Linked DNA regions of Homo sapiens: region 1 is linked to region 2. A link is an interaction called in ENCODE POLR2A ChIA-PET data of the cell type or tissue named here. Cell type or tissue: MCF 10A. All regions are shown on one strand.

Evidence for each region. ChIA-PET counts read pairs that join two places held together with the same protein. Peaks named below come from ENCODE experiments on the same cell type or tissue, not always from the same donor. Only the 100,000 strongest peaks of a DNase experiment are listed, where the experiment ranks them.
Region 1: POLR2A ChIA-PET joins it to region 2 with 5 read pairs; 5 of 35 experiments call an interaction of 5 or more read pairs at or near these places.

What each region holds. Positions count from the first base shown.
Region 1 is chr1:19,357,890-19,365,889 of GRCh38, reverse strand. The region is part of intron 4 of CAPZB (capping actin protein of muscle Z-line subunit beta); the gene reads left to right. Among named protein-coding and RNA genes, the nearest start is that of SLC66A1, 50 kb to the right of the region's middle. RefSeq lists an enhancer at 6,422-6,922. In MCF 10A, no CTCF peak of the experiment used is centred here; a DNase peak (open chromatin) is centred at 4,519.
Region 2 is chr1:19,433,894-19,441,893 of GRCh38, reverse strand. The region is part of intron 1 of CAPZB (capping actin protein of muscle Z-line subunit beta); the gene reads left to right. LOC124903869 (a long non-coding RNA gene) reads right to left here and starts at 1,996. Exons shown (of 3, transcript XR_007065525.1): 1 at 1,881-1,996; 2 at 554-678. In MCF 10A, no CTCF peak of the experiment used is centred here; DNase peaks (open chromatin) are centred at 1,253, 4,973, 5,603 and 6,633.

The sequences.
Region 1 (8,000 bases), 76 kb after region 2:
CTGCCTCATCAAGGCTGTGGGCGTTTCCATCTTTTCTTTTTCTTTTTTTCTTTTTGAGACGGAGTTTCACTCTTGTTACTCAGGCTGGAGTGCAATGGCATGATCTCGGCTCACCGCAACCTCTGCCTCCCGGGTTCAAGCGATTCTCCTGCCTCAGCCTCCCAAGTCGCTGGGATTACAGGCATGCACCACCACGCCCGACTAATTTTGTGTGTTTTTTTAATAGAGACGGGGCTTCTCCATGTGGGTCAGGCTGGTCTCGAACTCCTGACCTCAGGTGATCTGCCCGTCTCGGCCTCCCTAAATGCTGGGATTACAGGCGTGAGCCACCATGCCCGGCCTGGTTTCCATCTTTATACTGACTCCAACATGAAAAAAGTGCCCAGACCAGAGCCCTCCTTCCTGGTGGACCATCAGTTTCTCCACAGAAGCCTTCACTAGGGCTGCCCGTGCTCTTTCTGGAAATCCACGCGATCTGGAACTCAGTGACATCCTCATTTGCACAGTCTCCTGCTTTCACGTATATTCCTGTGCATAAAGACTTCGGGGGAAGAGTGGCTTGGATAGAATACAGATCACAACAGCTTCGGGATCCCAAAAGAGACGTTGAAATGTTGAAGCCATGTCTACGAGAGTGATCTGTCACAGATTTGAGTGGAAAGTGATATTCTTGGGTCCAGTCTACCAAGTTCTCAAGTCCAGGATGTGAGAGGTATTTTCATGGCAACACATAAGAAAAAATATTCAGCTGTACACGGTGACTTATGCCTATAATCCCAGCACTTTGGGAGGCCGAGGTGGGAAGATTACTTGAGCCCAGGAGTTCAAGACCTGCCTGAGCATAGCGAGACCCTGTCTCTACAAAAAAATTTAAAATTACCCAGGTGTGGTGGCATGCACCTGTAGTCCCAGCTACTCAGGAGGCTGAGGTGGGAGGATCACTTGAGCCCAGAATGTCGAGGCTGCAATGAGCCATGGTCATGCCATTGCACTCCAACCTGGGCAAGAGAACGAGACCCTGTCTCAAAAAAAGAGAGAAAAAAAAAAAGAAAAAATACTCCATTTGAGATGACTGCAAGTTCAGTATGTGTAGCATGGATTAGGTGTGATTGCTAATGAAAGCTAATTTGGTCTTGAGTGCTGGAGGGAGGAGTAGCCTGTTTGCCAAGAGATGTGCTGGTCCCTGCTATGCATTGGTTAACACTTAGTTGGGGCATTGTTTTCTGTTCTTTTATGAAGGACATTGACAAGCTGGAGTATGTTCAGAAGGATAAACAAGGTATTGAGTCGTATGAGGAATTACAAGGAGGAGAAGGCCAGAAAAGAGAAATCTTGGTGTAAGCCAGTTTTAAATGTTTGAAAGGACTATGCAAGGAAAGGGCATGAAGTCCTTGTTTTTTTGTGATTCTGGAAGGCAGTAGTGAGAAGTCTTCACTCAAGTCCAGAGAGAACTGTCTCAGTTGTTCAGAACAGAAATGTTTGCCTCAGGAATGTAATGAGTTCACTGTCACTGGAGGTGTGTAAGCAGCAGTTTGACAGAGACTAAGATGTTAGGAACCTGCCCTGTGGTGCTCAGTCTGCCTCATACAGGCCCTGATGCAACCACCAAATCCTGGAATGTCAGAACTGGGAGGACCCTCTACGCTGGCCTCTGATCCAGCTCTTTGATTTTACAAATAAGAAAAAAGTCTTTTGCACTGTGTTGGTGCCAAATATTGCCTTTCCCTTGGCTTTATTCAGTGAAGTTGACTGCAAGAGAAAGCCCTGTTCCAGCACCTATGGAGCTCACCTTAATAATGCCCCTAACTTGGCTGCTGCCTGTGCCTCAGCGTCACAGGTATCTCAGGCCAGAGGTCCAAGTCCTGTGAGTGTGGCCCAGCCCACTAATAGCCAGAAGGACATGTCTCAGTGAACCCTAGAACCACAGAGTCTGTTTCTTGGCTCATGCTGGAAAGCCCTGCTCCCAGCAGGTCTGTCCTGGCCTTGGTTCTTGTGGCATGTGGCATGTACTCATTATCTGTTGGGAGCCTTTGTATTCGAGCCACGAATCCAGCTCTTCTCCCAGGAGGTGATGTGAAAGGAAGGAGTAAAGAGCAGCTTCAAAGCCCCTTCTTCCCCTCCCGTTTTCCCTGTTAGATTTGCAGCCCCGTGTTGGCCAGGCCTGGGAATTGGGTCATTCATAGTTACAGCTCAGATTCCCCGAGCACGTTTCCACCCCACGCACACCTCAGCTTCAGACACTCCATAAAGCTTTTGGAGCTGAAACATTTTCTTTTCTTTTTACTTTTGTGAATTAGGTCATTTTGAGTGTGAAGTATTATGTTTTCCCTTTTTTCTCCTTCCCCCCAGAAGTCCTGTGGTTGAAAAGTTACGGACATAGAATCTATATCCGTGACTATGACATTATTCAACTGGAAGAGTGATTTTCAGGGAGAAACGACCTAAAACTCTGAGAAGAAGAGAATTACTGACACATTAGGCTTTTAGCTGATCCACGTTTAGGGACCAAGGTGACGATAGACAAAAACCCAACCAGATGTTTAATTGTAATTGGCTGTGCTGATAAACGGCTTGAGACCAGCCTGGGCAACATAGCAAGACCCTGTCTCTAAAAAAAAAAAAAAAAAAATTTTTTTTTTAATTAGCCATGCATGGTGGTGCATGCCTGTGGTCCCAGCTGCTTGGGAGGCTGGGGAAGGAGGATCACTTGAACCCAGGAAGTCGAGGCTGCAGTGAGCGGTGATCGCACCACCACACTCCAGCCTGGGCATCAAAGCAAGACCCTGTCTCAAAAAACAAAACAAGATGTTAATCTGTGTTAGGAAAGTCTTAAAAGGCGCCGGGACCGTTGGTAAAACTGATGGCACTCAGTTGAAAGAGTTAGCTCTTCAGTGGACGCAAGCAAACAGGTGACTCCAGCACTTTGCTCCCAGTCATTCCCAAGTTGGTCTGTCATTTCACCCCCTCCTCATCTTCCTGGAGCTTCTGAGGCCCCCCCACTTCATGGTTCAACACTTGTCCAAGTTGACTTCTCTGCAGTCTTTGCAAGCTAGTCCCTGTGTTGTCCTGGCCACTGGGGAGCTCTGATTTGAGCATGTCATTCAGCCTCTTGACTGTGGGGATTGATTTCAGCCCTGTGCTGCCCGTGCTGTCTGGCTTTCCATTTAGGAAAGAAGCCTAGGAAAAGCTCATGCATTTCTCTTTGGGCCTCCACGGTTTTTTTTTTCTTTCTTTTTTCTTTTTTTTATAGAGGCTGGCCTCGAACTCCTGGGCTCAAGCAGTCCTCCCACCTCAGCCTCCCAAAGTGCTAGGATTACAGGTGTGAGCCACTGCGCCTGGTCCTAGGCCTGCATGTTTAAAAGAGGTTCTTGACCAGACGTGGTGGCTCACGCCTGTAATCCCAACACTGAGTGGAGACCGAGGCCAGGAGTTAGAGACCAGCCTGGGCAACATGGTGAGACCCAGTCTCTACTAAAAATACAATAATTATCCAGGCATGTTGGCAGACCCCTGGAATCCCAGCTACTTGGGAAGCTGAAGCAGGAGAATCACTTGAACCCGGGAAGTGGAGGTCGCAGTGAGCTGAGGTCATGCCACTGCACTCCAGCCTGGGCGACAGAGCGAGACTCTGTCTCAAAAAAATAAAATAAAGCACTCCAGCCTGGGCGACAGAGAGACTCTGTCTCAAAAAAATATAATAAAAATTTCCCCCTTCTACCTCCTTGACCAGAGACCTCACTGCAGGGACTCTCTGGGATTTTCCTCTTGAGCCCAAATCAGCTGAGCTGTGGTAGTGAGTCCTGGGCCCATTCCTCCCTCCCTGCAGAGTTGGGAGATTTTGAAATTATCAGGCATGGGCAGGGGCCAGGGCAGGGCGGATTAATTCCTCTGCAGCCTGCTCTCAGCGCTTGGCCACATTTGATCATTCACTCACATGGAAGTACAAGGCCTGAGAGTGAGTCGCTGGCGATGGTAGAGCCACCTTATTGAAATAGCATGTTAGCATTTAAACAATATTAATACTATTTGACTCATTAAATATACAAAGACCAGTTAAACTGCTTCCATGTATGTGCTGTTAATTCTGGCGGGCGACTCCTCAGATGGCTTTATGTGGTTTCAGACAACGTTTTAGCACATTCTTAAAATACCCACAAAAGCCTTTATGTAAAAACTCATAAATGCAAACCACATAAAAATTATTTTTTCCTTGTTTCATATCATTATGATCAAAGTACAGTAGGTAAGAAATAAATTTTCAAAAACGTGTTGTGGTCCCCCTTTAATTAATGCTTCACGCGCAGAGCAAAGCCATAAACCATGTAGCGGGGGCGCTGTCTGTGCGCCCTGCAGTCACCTCCCTCCTGAAGGTGCCGGAGCGCCCTGATGGCACTCGCAGGAGAGGCTGGTGCTTCTGGGCAATTCTGAAACAGGCCTTTCTAACCATGCAGTCCTCTGCTCCCTTTGTCTCGGAATGTCAGGTTGAGACTTGTGGCTGCTCCAGTCCCTGGAGATCCCTTTTGGTGAATGGAATGCAAGTCCATTCTTGAATTATTGTAGTGTTTGAGCTGTACCTGCAGAGGCCAGGTCTCAGCACGTCTGACTCACCTCAGTTGGAACACCCCGATTCAGAGAGGGAACAGATTCGAAGTGAGAGATTGACCACGCCGCCTCTAACTCTGTCGCCGTTGTTTCTTTATTAAAAGTCAGATTGATGGTAAATTAGGATACTACCCGACTGAATACTATCCTTGCTGTTAAAAATGATTATGGAGATCATGCGGCTCCATGGAAAAATGCTAATGATTCTGTGCCAAGTGTAAAAAGCCAAATTCAGCATGGTACTCTTGCTGTGCTTACAGTTATATAAAAGTCATGCATCTGGACTGGAAGGGAATTTGGAAAAATCAGATTTATGGGATAAGTTGATTTATGGCATTGTGGGCTAATTTTCAGATTTCCTTTTTTAAAAAACAATAATGTTCCTGCAGTAAGTTTTAAAATTGTGGGTAAAAGAATAGTAACCCCACAAGGAGTGACAATTGAGCTTGCATTTTTACCTCCCCTGGCTCCAGCATTTGAAACTTTAGACCTGGTCACCGTGGCCCGCCAAGGAGAAGCTGCCCGTAGTGGGAGCCAGGCCACAGGGTGGGACATTGGAGTGGAAACGGCCAGTTCCACCCTATAAAACTTTAATGCGGTTGTTTTATTTTTCTGGAAGAAATGAAACGCTCAGGGATGGGACTGAGGGGAAGCAGCCGTGGGCCACCTGGTGCTTTTGAACTGGTCACCGGAGGGTGTCGACAAGGGCTGTCAGGCCATCGGGATTTCTCCTGGTTCCCCTCCAGGGCATCCTGACCTGCATCTCCCCAGTGTCCCAGCACACAGAGGAGAGCAAGCCTTGGGCAGGCACAGCACCGCAGCTCTGCATGGATCTGTGAAGGAGTGGAAGGATGAAATGCCCCTGGGCTGCAAGCCTTCTTTCCAGAAGGGCTGAAGGAAAGAACGGATTATTGGCCCATCCTTTTTGCCAGCAAAGTAGGGTTTTTTTGTTTGTTTTTCTTCCCCCTCTTTTGATGTGGGGCTGCTCTCCCTGTAAGCCGACTGAAAGGGAAAACGGTGTGCTAGAACCAAGCCATCTGTTGCCAACAGGAAGGGTATTAGCAGGTCTGTTATGAGTTGCTCTTCCGTTGGTAGTATTGATGTGCCTCGTAAGTTAACTTGCAAGAATCCAGGAGAACAAGCCAGAAAGGCTCACGGAGCCCATGCTGCCAGTCATCTGAGCCCTGCTAACCCTCAGGTCCAGCAGGGGCAGTCCATCCCTCTCCAGGTGTTCCAGGAACATTGCAGAATGGCCTGATCTCTCCAACTCTGTGTGGGCCCGGTCCAGACCAGGAGGGCTCTATGGAGGCAGATGGGGTTTTGGGCCCTGGACCAAAACACTCATCTGCTTACCTCGCCTCGCCCCAAGAATGGGGACTTTGGAGCAGACCGGAATAAAGGAAATGATCTTCTGGAGTGGGATCTCTGAGTGCCAGTGTTGGCCGGTTTCCTGGACATCACCTCTGCCAGCAGTGAGCTCTGGGCCTCACAGGTGTGTCTGTTCATCCAGTGGTCCTTTTCCTCTCGTAGGAAAGGATGCCTGTGCTGCACCTGGCCAGAGCCAGACCCTTCCCCACCCTGCGCAGTTTGACCAGCGATGGGCTCAGCATCTGACACCTGACACCTCCATCCGACAGGTGTTCCCTGAGTGACACTTGGTTAGCCAGACAGCCCTGCCCTCATCTGCCCTCCTGTAGACTCACCCGTGGACACACCATGGTGTACTCGGTTTGAGAGCTTAATCATAGTGGGTAGTGCCGGAGAGGGGAATGGGACAGGATGTGGTCCTGCCGCAGGGGCTGGCCGCAGCCTGCCTGAGGGAGCCCTGGGCAGGGGGCCAAGGGTAGCCCACCTGAGTATCGGCCCCCTGGATGCTCCGCAGGTCTGCGGGTTGGAGTGAGGGCAGACCAGCCAGGGCACCCTCATTCTCCTGGGAGGATGCCTTGCTTTCTTGGTCTGGTGGTCTCTTAGTTACATTACACTCCGGTGTATTCGTGTACTGATTTTTCACAAAAGCTTTTTAGTTTGGAATGGTATGACTTACTGTAAAATTGCAAAAAAAAAAAAAAAAAAAAAAGAGTACAGAGAATTCTTGTATACCCATCACCCACATTCTGTAAATGTGTATTTTTTGTTATATAATAGCTTTGGTGAGACATAATCTACAGATACATGTTAATTTCTAGTACTTAATTTTACATTAACCGTTTGGCAGGTGTCTACTTTTCCTAATTGTTTTTGTCTCTCAACAGCCGTAGAAAGTAGATTAAGTCCCTGAGGCCCATATTCACACCGCTGGTCCCTTAGTAAATAGTTGTTGGACGCATGCATGCATGAGCATAACTCATAGCTGGGCGTGCTAGAGCTGTCATTGGGTCTGTCTGACTCCCAAGCCTGTACCCACCCAGTGCACTCTGCGGCCCACCTTCCCAGCTGTCCAGGGCTGAGGGCAGGGTGCTCCCAGAATGCACCTGCCACACCGTGGCTTTGGGGCTTAATAGGTGTCAGAGAGGCCCCAGACTTTCTGATAAAGATGTGCTCACCACGAGAGATGAGATTTCTCTCTTTGGGGCTTAATTGGGGTCGGAGAGGCTACAGACTTTCGCCACAAGAAATGAGATTTCGCATAGTTTTTGTTGGTTATCAACAGCATTTGCGGTTCCCATCAGCTGACTCCACCCCTCACCTCTGCTCACGGCAGTCCCAGTGAGCCACAGTAGTTGACCTGGGTCTGTTGGGTTTGGGATCCCAGACTGATTCCCATTTCTCATCTAACCTTTTCGTTCCCTCTTCCATTTGATCGTAATTAGAAATCCCTCTTCCATTTGATTATAATTAGAAATGTTTCTGGGCCAGGCGCAGTGGCTCATGCCTGTAATCCCAGCACTTTGGGAGGCTGAGGCGGGTGGATCACTTGAGGTCAGGGTTTTGAGACCAGCCTGGCCAACATGGCAAAACCCCATCTCTACTAAAAATACAGAAATTAGCCAAGTGCAGTGGTGCACACCTGTGATCCCAGCTACTCAGGAGGTTGAGGCAGGAGAATCGTTTGAACCTGGGAGGCGGAGGTTGCAGTGAGCCGAGATGGTGCCACTGCACTCCAGCCTGGGAGATGGTGAGGCTTCATCTCAAAAACAGAAAAAAAGAAAAGATGTTTTTGCATTGCGTCGGATTTGAGGAGGAAGCACTGTCTCAAGCTGAGCCCTTCATTTCCGGCTAGCGCTTTGTAGGAGGTTGCTCCGAAAGACCAACTGGAGCCCTGGTCTGCCAGGCTCAGGAGGGATCAGGGTGTAGGGAGTTTGTTGCTGTATTTTCTCATCTGCCCTGTAAAATATCCCAAAAGACAGAAATATCGAACAACCGTGGTGACTCCAGTAGTCATGGCCTGCATGGATTGT
Region 2 (8,000 bases):
GGGATTACAAGGCATCCACCACCACGCCCAGCTAATTTTTGTACTTTTGGTAGAGATGGGGTTTTGCCATGTTTGCCAGGCTGGTCTCGAACTCCTGACCTTAGGTGATCTGCCCGCCTCGGCCTCCCAAAGTGCTGGGATTATAGGCATGAGCCACTGTGCCCGGCCTCTCCTGAGCTTTTGAGCCGCTTGGTGCTGCTGTTTTTTTTTTTTTTCTCTGTCTGCCTTCTACACTGGGGACCCCACCCAGCATCACTTGGGAAAGATGTGATGTGATGCTTCTTCAGTTCCGTAGTTCTGAGTATACTGGAGCCACCCTGGGTGTATGTTGTTATGCAAAAAAAGGGGTGAACATGCCCTGCTGTGTATACTAGGTAGGTACTCAGTAAATGAAGCTGAATGAGTGTGCTATACCTCACTCCCCTGAGGCCAACAAGGTTTTCTCTTTCTTCCTCTGAAACACTTTAAAACTCCTCTTTCCCTGTGCTGGGCTGGGCAACAAAGCCGAGTCCCAGATAAAATGCAGTGTTCCTGAGTACACCCTTATACTTACTTTATTTCCAAGAAATGTCCCCAAGCAAACGGACTCCTGTTGTGCTCAGGCCAGCAGTGTGCCACCTGTCCCCATCCTCTGACTGCAGGGAGAGTACAGACCCAAGGCTGTAGCTGGGTCACGAGCTGCATGGGCAGGAATGCAGGGTGAGCTAACTGGGATTCACGTGTTTTCAGCCTTGCTTACGTTTATATGATGTATATTTTCAAATTTCGTGGACTTTCTGCATAAGGTTTTAGCAGCTATAACTGTTTTGTTTTTTGTTTTTTGTTTTTTGTTTTGAGATGGAGTCTCACTCTGTCGCCCAGGCTGGAGTGCAGTGGCACGATCTCAGCTCACTGCAAGCTCCGCCTCCCGGGTTCACGCCATTCTCCTGCCTCAGTCTCCCGAGTAGCTGGGACCACAGGCACCCGCCACCACACCTGGCTAATTGTTTGTATTTTTAGTAGAGACGGGGTTTCACCATGTTAGCCAAGGTGGTCTCGATCTCCTGACTTTGTGATCTGCCCTCCTCGGCCTCCCAAAGTGCTGGGATTACAGGCGTGAGCCACCGCGCCCGGCCTAGCAGCTATAACTTTTTTAAAACATGGCTTTTACTGTAATAGTCTGTCTTCAGGATGAACTGGAGTAAGTCAGTAGCGTTGGGTGCACGGATGCCTATCCAGACACTAATTCTGAGTCACTCTGCCCAGGGGACCTCAGCTTGGATGTCTGCCCAAGTCCCTTCCCCCCACACTGGTCATAGGAGCACAAACCAAACACCTAGCAACATCACAGCACCTTGCTTTGAATCTAGTGGTTGCCATTCAGAACGGTTGGCCTTAGGCTGGTCTGGAGTTCACCTTTTCACGGTGAGGAAAAGTTTGGACTGAGCTGTGAGGGTTGGATTTCAGGGGAAATGCTTAATCTGCATAAGAGAGATTAAATAAAAATAAAAAATTGTTTTTACATCATCTCTTCCAGTATCTATTTCTCACATATTCATTACAAAGGTGTATTTTATGGGCCGGGTGCATGGCTCACACCTGTAATCCCAGCACTTTGGAAGGCTGAGACAGGTGGATCGCTTGAGCCCAGGAGTTTAAGACCAGCCCGGGTAACATGGTGAAACCCCGTCTCTCCAAAAAGTACAAAAATTAACCAGACATGGTGGTATGCAAGCAAGACCCTGCTTCAGAAAAACAAAAAGAAAAGAAAAACAAAGGTATTTTGTATTAAGGTATTTCCTGAATGGTTCTGCCTTGAAGTGCTTTCTAAGCAGGTTATTAGATTTGCAGTAATATATGTATTTTACGTCAGCTGTAGGGAAAACCGGTAGCACCCCCACCTGGCCACGCTGTGGTCCTGTCCCGCTCTCTTTGTGTCTGGGCAGATGATGTGGATGGCAGCCAGAGAGACTGCTGAGGTTCTGGATGTTAGGGCCTTGATTCCTGCAAAAAGAAAAAGCACAAACAAAACCAAAACAGAATACTTGCAGGGGTTGCTCTCACGGGAATAAGAGGTGGTTTCTGAAATGGTTGGCGCCTATTAAGCACCCAGTGATCCAGTGGCATGAACCCCAGGGGACAGCCGAGGGCGAGTGGTCTCGGAAGCGTGCCATGTGCAGGACACAGCAGAGCTGGGAGTGTCAGCCGGGAGGGAAGCTGCTTGGAGGGAGGCTGAGATGGCTCACTTCAGGTGTCTGAGGGATGCCATGTGGCAGAGAACTTGCACATCCTTGAGGTGGTTCTGGACAGAGGACTCTCTGTGCTGGAGGCTGCAGTGTAAGGCAGAGCTGCCAAACAGCCAGCACCGCGTGACACAGGCTGACTGGGGACATGGTGCATTTTCCCCATAGTCAAGATCAAGCAGGGGTCAAAACACCTAGTGCTTTAGGGATTTCATACGGGGGAAGTGGGACTCCAAGGCCACTGAAACTGAGATCCCGTGGTTCTTCAAGAACAAAAGACCTTTAATTCAAATACTTTACTATTAATAATTGATACCATATTTTCCCATATGAGTACAAATGTACATGGGTATGTTCTACAGGAAGGAGGTTATAGTTGTCTAAGATGGTTTTAAAACTTTATTCCTGTAAATATAGAACATTTACAAGAGTGGGACAGTCTTGTGCTTTATCTCACCTTTCTGAGATGGGAGTTTTGGGGATAACTTCCAAGAGACGTGTTGCTTCCTGTCCCTCAGATGGGCCAGCCCAAGCCGGGAGGCTTCTTGGCCACAGGCAGCTCTCACCCAGGATGTGCCACCATGCTTCATACCTCCTGAACGCTTGTAGCCATGGGTGGAGCTCTGTGATGTTTACAACATGTAAGAATGAATCCCAACTGATGAGGGAATCTGGTTTCCATCATTGATTGGAAACGGATTCCTATCCCTTTCCCTTGCTCTGGATTTAATCTTCCTGTGAGAATGATCTAAGCCACTTTCCTCTATCAGAGGACAGAAGGGAAACCAGGAGAAAGGGAGGGAGCGACCGTTCCTAATGATCTCTGAGCCACCCAGTGCCCGCCGGCCCCGGTGGGGAGTCACGCACAGCACCTGTGTCCTTGCCTTCGTTGCACCCCTCCCTGTGTTAGAGAGCTGAGATCCTGATGTGAGTACCTCATGTGGCCTCGTGTGTCCTCTGCTGAGTCTCACTGGGAAGCAGCACAAGAAATGGATGAGGCGGAGCAGACCTGGCCTTGGAATCTGGCCCCGCGCTTAAGCGAGGATGGTCTTCGTGGCCTTTCTGAGCTTGGCTTCCTCTGAGTGGCGGGAAGCCTCATTGGTCATTTTTCAGAGCCCCTTGGTCCACTCCTCGGCACTAAGACACTTGAGAAAGGCTCCTCTCTTCACTCAGCATGCTATGGGGTTACTTAAGTTTATTTCTTAATTGAATTTTCTCATTAAAACCTGCTTTCCCAGATCTGTTTGGCAGCAGGACAGTTTCGAGGTGGTAGAAGAGAGGCCCAGCTTCCTCTGTATTTCCTTTCCCTGACTTTCTGGAGGCATTATCGAAGTACGCTAAGCCGCACGTAGCTGAAGTGCACAACTGGATGGCTTGTGTTTGTTTCAGTGATAACACACAACATCTGCCTCCCTGCTCTCCCCAGCCTCCCGTCTCTGATCGCGCACTCCCTAGTTTTCCAGCCTCTTCTTAAGCAGCGATTCCAGCTGGCAGCGCCGTGACAAGTGTTTCCGTAAGCATTCCCACGATCCTCTAAGTGAGGAGCATGACCTCGGAACCATGTGCCCGGTCCCCTCCCCTGACGTAGGAGGTAGTGGGAGGTAAGAACAATACTTGGATGGATGGATTCCTCGTCTGGGGCACTACTGGAAAGCTGAGCATTCGTAGGCCATCCAAATACGATCGTTCTCCAGGGATTCAAGGGTTAGAAGGGGAAAGCGAATTGATTTCCACCTTCGTGTTAGAGGAAGGAGCCTAGGAAAACAACCCCCTCTGCTTTTCCGAGCTCTCCTCCCGAGCCTTCTATTAGTTTTGGTCACAGAACTTATGAGCTAAGTATTTAAAAATTGGCAAATGAAAGCAACAATGTTTTCTCTTTGTGTCATGAAGTTCTCCCACTGGTGAGTTTTGAGGCTCGCTTTGCTGGGGTCCCTGGTAAACAGCTTATTCGGTTTCCCTGGGCTGGCGGGAGCAAGGGGAGGTGTGTTCCTAGCTTTGGAATACTAGAAGGGTATCTTGCTGTGACAGTACCTGGAATGAGTCTCGTGCCCATGGTGTTCTGTTCCTGATTGCTTTTCCAGTTTCCCATCAAGTCTTTAAGACTGTGGAAGGTACACAGGCTTTCGAGGCTAGCGGACTTAGCATTCTGTATTGACAAGACCTGAAGACAGGAAGCAATTGATGACATTTATCTGCTTTATTGGAAGTTAACAGCAACCCACCCAAACACTTATTTGGGAAGGTGTGTCTCCTGGGACTCAGCGGTGCGTGGCCTTGCCTGTGATTTTCGTTTGTAGGTGAGGAATGTACTGACTGGATGTTGTTAGGGTTATGATATCCCAGTCTTTGAGCTGGTCAGCACCTTCTCAAATTTCTCCCTCTCTCACTCTCAGACACAGGCTGAGGACTTGTGACATTTCATATATTCATGGAAGGCCTTCCTAGCTTACGGTTCCTTATTGCAAGACTGTTTGCTTTTAATGAAAGCTCTCAGTCAGCAGATTTATTTGTCTGGATGAGAAACCTTTTTATCTGTCATGAAACAGGAAAACACCTTTCTGAGAAACTGAGCATTTGGCTTCCTAAAGAATCATCATATCAGCCATCCCTGGGCGTCCACTTTGTAGAGGTATGTGCTGAAACTTGCTCAGCTTCGATCACTGAGCCTAATCCAGCCCTCCTTGGCTCAGACAACTGAACCATCCAGGCTCCACAGGTCCCAAGGTCTTCCTGGTGTCTGCAGTCCCAGCCACACTGCGGGTACACAGAGTCCAGCACTGTTTTCTGGAGGTTGGCAGAAGGCCAGCGAGGCCTTTGTTGTGAAATTGTTAGATTATATGCTTTTACTTTCTTGTTTCTTCCTCTTTTCTGTTGACTTAACATGTAGAATTTATGGAGCAGTGACTATGTCCCAGGTATGTGCCAGATGCTGAATGAGGATTACCCCCACATAATCCTTAAAATAACAGTATAATGTATGTATAGCAGTTGTCCCTCCTTAGCTATGGGGGATATACTCCAAGACCCCCATTGGATGCCTGAAACCACAGATAATATCGAACCCTATATGCTTTGCATTGAGGTGTGACAGCAAAACTAGCACAAATTTCTTTTCCTTCAAAATTTTAGATAGAAGACTCATTCTTACCATAGATCTTAGTCTCCGCATATAGTTTTTCCCTTCCTTTATTAAATTGAGAAATTGCACTTAAAGAAGCCCTTTTGTCTTCACTTCGGCATATCTGAATTGCTGGCATCACTACTCTTGTGTTTTAGGGCCATTATGAAGCAAAATAAGGGTAACTTGAACGCAAGCACTGTGACACCATGACAGTGGATCTGAGAACCGAGCTGGCTCCTGAGTGACTAACGGGTACATAGCTTGTACAGTGTGGATACGCGGGACAAAAAGATGATTCATGTCCCAGGCAGGATGGAGTGGGAAGGCATGAGATTTCATCACGCAGAACGGCGTGAAATTTAAAACTTCCAAATTGTTTGTGGAATTTTCCACTTAGTATTTTCAGACCATGGTTGACCACAGGTAACTGAAACTGCCAAAAAACAAAACTGCAGATAAGGGGTGACTACTGTGTTACTACCCTCATTTATAGATGGGGGAACTCGAGGCTCAGAAGAGTTTAGTGACTTGTCCAAGGTCACACAGCTGGGACCCGGTGGAGTCAGGATTTGAATGCAGACAATCTTGCTTTCCAACCTGTATCCTTAACTAGAGAGCGGTGCTGCCTTCCTCACTTGTGACTCAACTGTGCAAAAGTAGGTGCTAAATAACCCGCTCCTCTTCTTTTGGAGACTTTAAAACAAAGAGATGGCAGTGGTTCTTAGCACAGGTGGCCCAGCTGCTGGGCTCTGTGGAGTATTGAGTAGGCACACAGGTTCTGGGGTCAGATGCACCTGCCTTTGAACCCCAGCTCTGCCATCCATTTAAATGTGTAAGCTCACCACTCTCTCCGTACCTCAGTTTCTGCATCTGAGACTGATACTGGCACTTAACTCCTTGGTTCATTTTTAAGATTACATGAGATATTGGCATATAAAGCACTTAGAAGAATGGCTTAATAAGTTTTAGCTATTACTATTATAGCTGTGTTTTAAGCCCTAAGTCAGCGCCTGCCGTGCACTACCTGCTTAGTGAAAGTTGTTAGTAGCAGTTGGTTGTTGTGCTGTGTTTGGCAGAGCCTGCTTTAGGTGGTGGTGAGAGTCAGTAATACTGTCCAGGGCTGGGCTTAGTTCCTAGTTATCAAAAAGCTATTTTGGAACTGGAACTTGTTGCTTCCCTTTCTTTAATTCTTTTTGCTCATGGAAGGATGTTAAGCTCCTTCCTCAGCCAGCTTTCTTCTTGAGACATAACACTCAGCGTTTGATTGGGGATGGAAAGAAAGGTTTTGAGCTTGCGAAATATGTCTTGTTGGCAAGATGTTCACCAGCTCTCAGGAAACTTGTCTGTTGATGGAGGAATAATGTTTCCACTAGTAAAGATCATTTTGGCTTACCCAAAAGAACCAAAAAGGAGCGGCCTTGACTGATTTGATTTTCAGGCCCCATGTTCCGGGGCTACCCACTCTCATGCCTTTAGGGAATGTTAACTTACATAAGTGAGAGTGTGCGTGTATATGTTTAATTCCATATTATAATGAGTGTGTTTTTTTTTTTCCTTTGAGACAGAAAGGAAAAAAAAAACTTTTTGACTGACTTGATTATCAGGCCCCTTGTTCTGTGGCTACCCACTCTCCTGCCTTTTGGGTGTTTTGTCCCCCAGGCTGGAGTGCAGTGGCACAATCGTGGCTCACTGCAGCCACGACCTCCCAGGCTCAATCTGTCCTCCCACCTCAGCCTCCCAAATAGCTGGGACTACAGGCATGCCCAGTTAATTTTTGTATTTTTTGTAGAGACGGGGTTTTACCGTGTTGCCCAAGCTGGTTTGAACTCCTAGGCTCAAGTGATCCTCCCATTTCGGCCTCCCAAAGTGCTGGGGTTCCAGGCATGAGCCACTGCGTTGGCTAGAAACATTATAATCTTATGTTTTCTGAAATGAAGTTCTGTATAAGAAGATGGTGATAATACCTGTTTTGTATTTTTTTAACCCTTAAAAAAAAAAAAGGCTTACTCTGTTGGTCAGGTTGGTCTCAAACTCCTGGCCTCAAGCTGTCCTCTTGCCTCAGCTTCCCAAAGTGCTAGGATTATAGATGTGAGCCACCATGCCCAGCCAATGCCTGTTTTTGTTTTTTTTTTATTTAATTGAATATTTGTTGTTTTAGGAACTATGCTACTTTCTTTACACATATTTTGTGATATTGTTCTCAAAATAACCCTGTAAGATAGGTTTGATTATTATTGCCGCTAAACAGATGAAGGAATCGAGGCTCAGAGAGGTGAAGGAATTATTCAGACCTTAATTGCTAGGAAATGGCGAGTATGGGCTTTGAACTCTTGTCTGTCTTACTTCCAAGGTCTTTCTGCCAGCTGCAGACCTTCAAGGACTCTGTCTTTGGTCTGGAAAATCGAAGCCCAAAGGATGTCATGTTTCAGGCATCTCCCTACCCAGTGGGTCCTGACATTAATTGGAAGAGGGCAACGTTATGACAGGTCTTGGGTTAAGTTTGCAAAGGTATCATGGGTGGGTAGAGTGTTGCATTGTACATTTCTGTCACTAAAATATGTTTAAAACTTTGGTGATCTATTTAGGGGAGCCAGAGGGCCAGTTGTTGCAGAATTCTGTTGTGCTCTGCAGTGCTGGGCCCATGGTGTCAGTGTAGA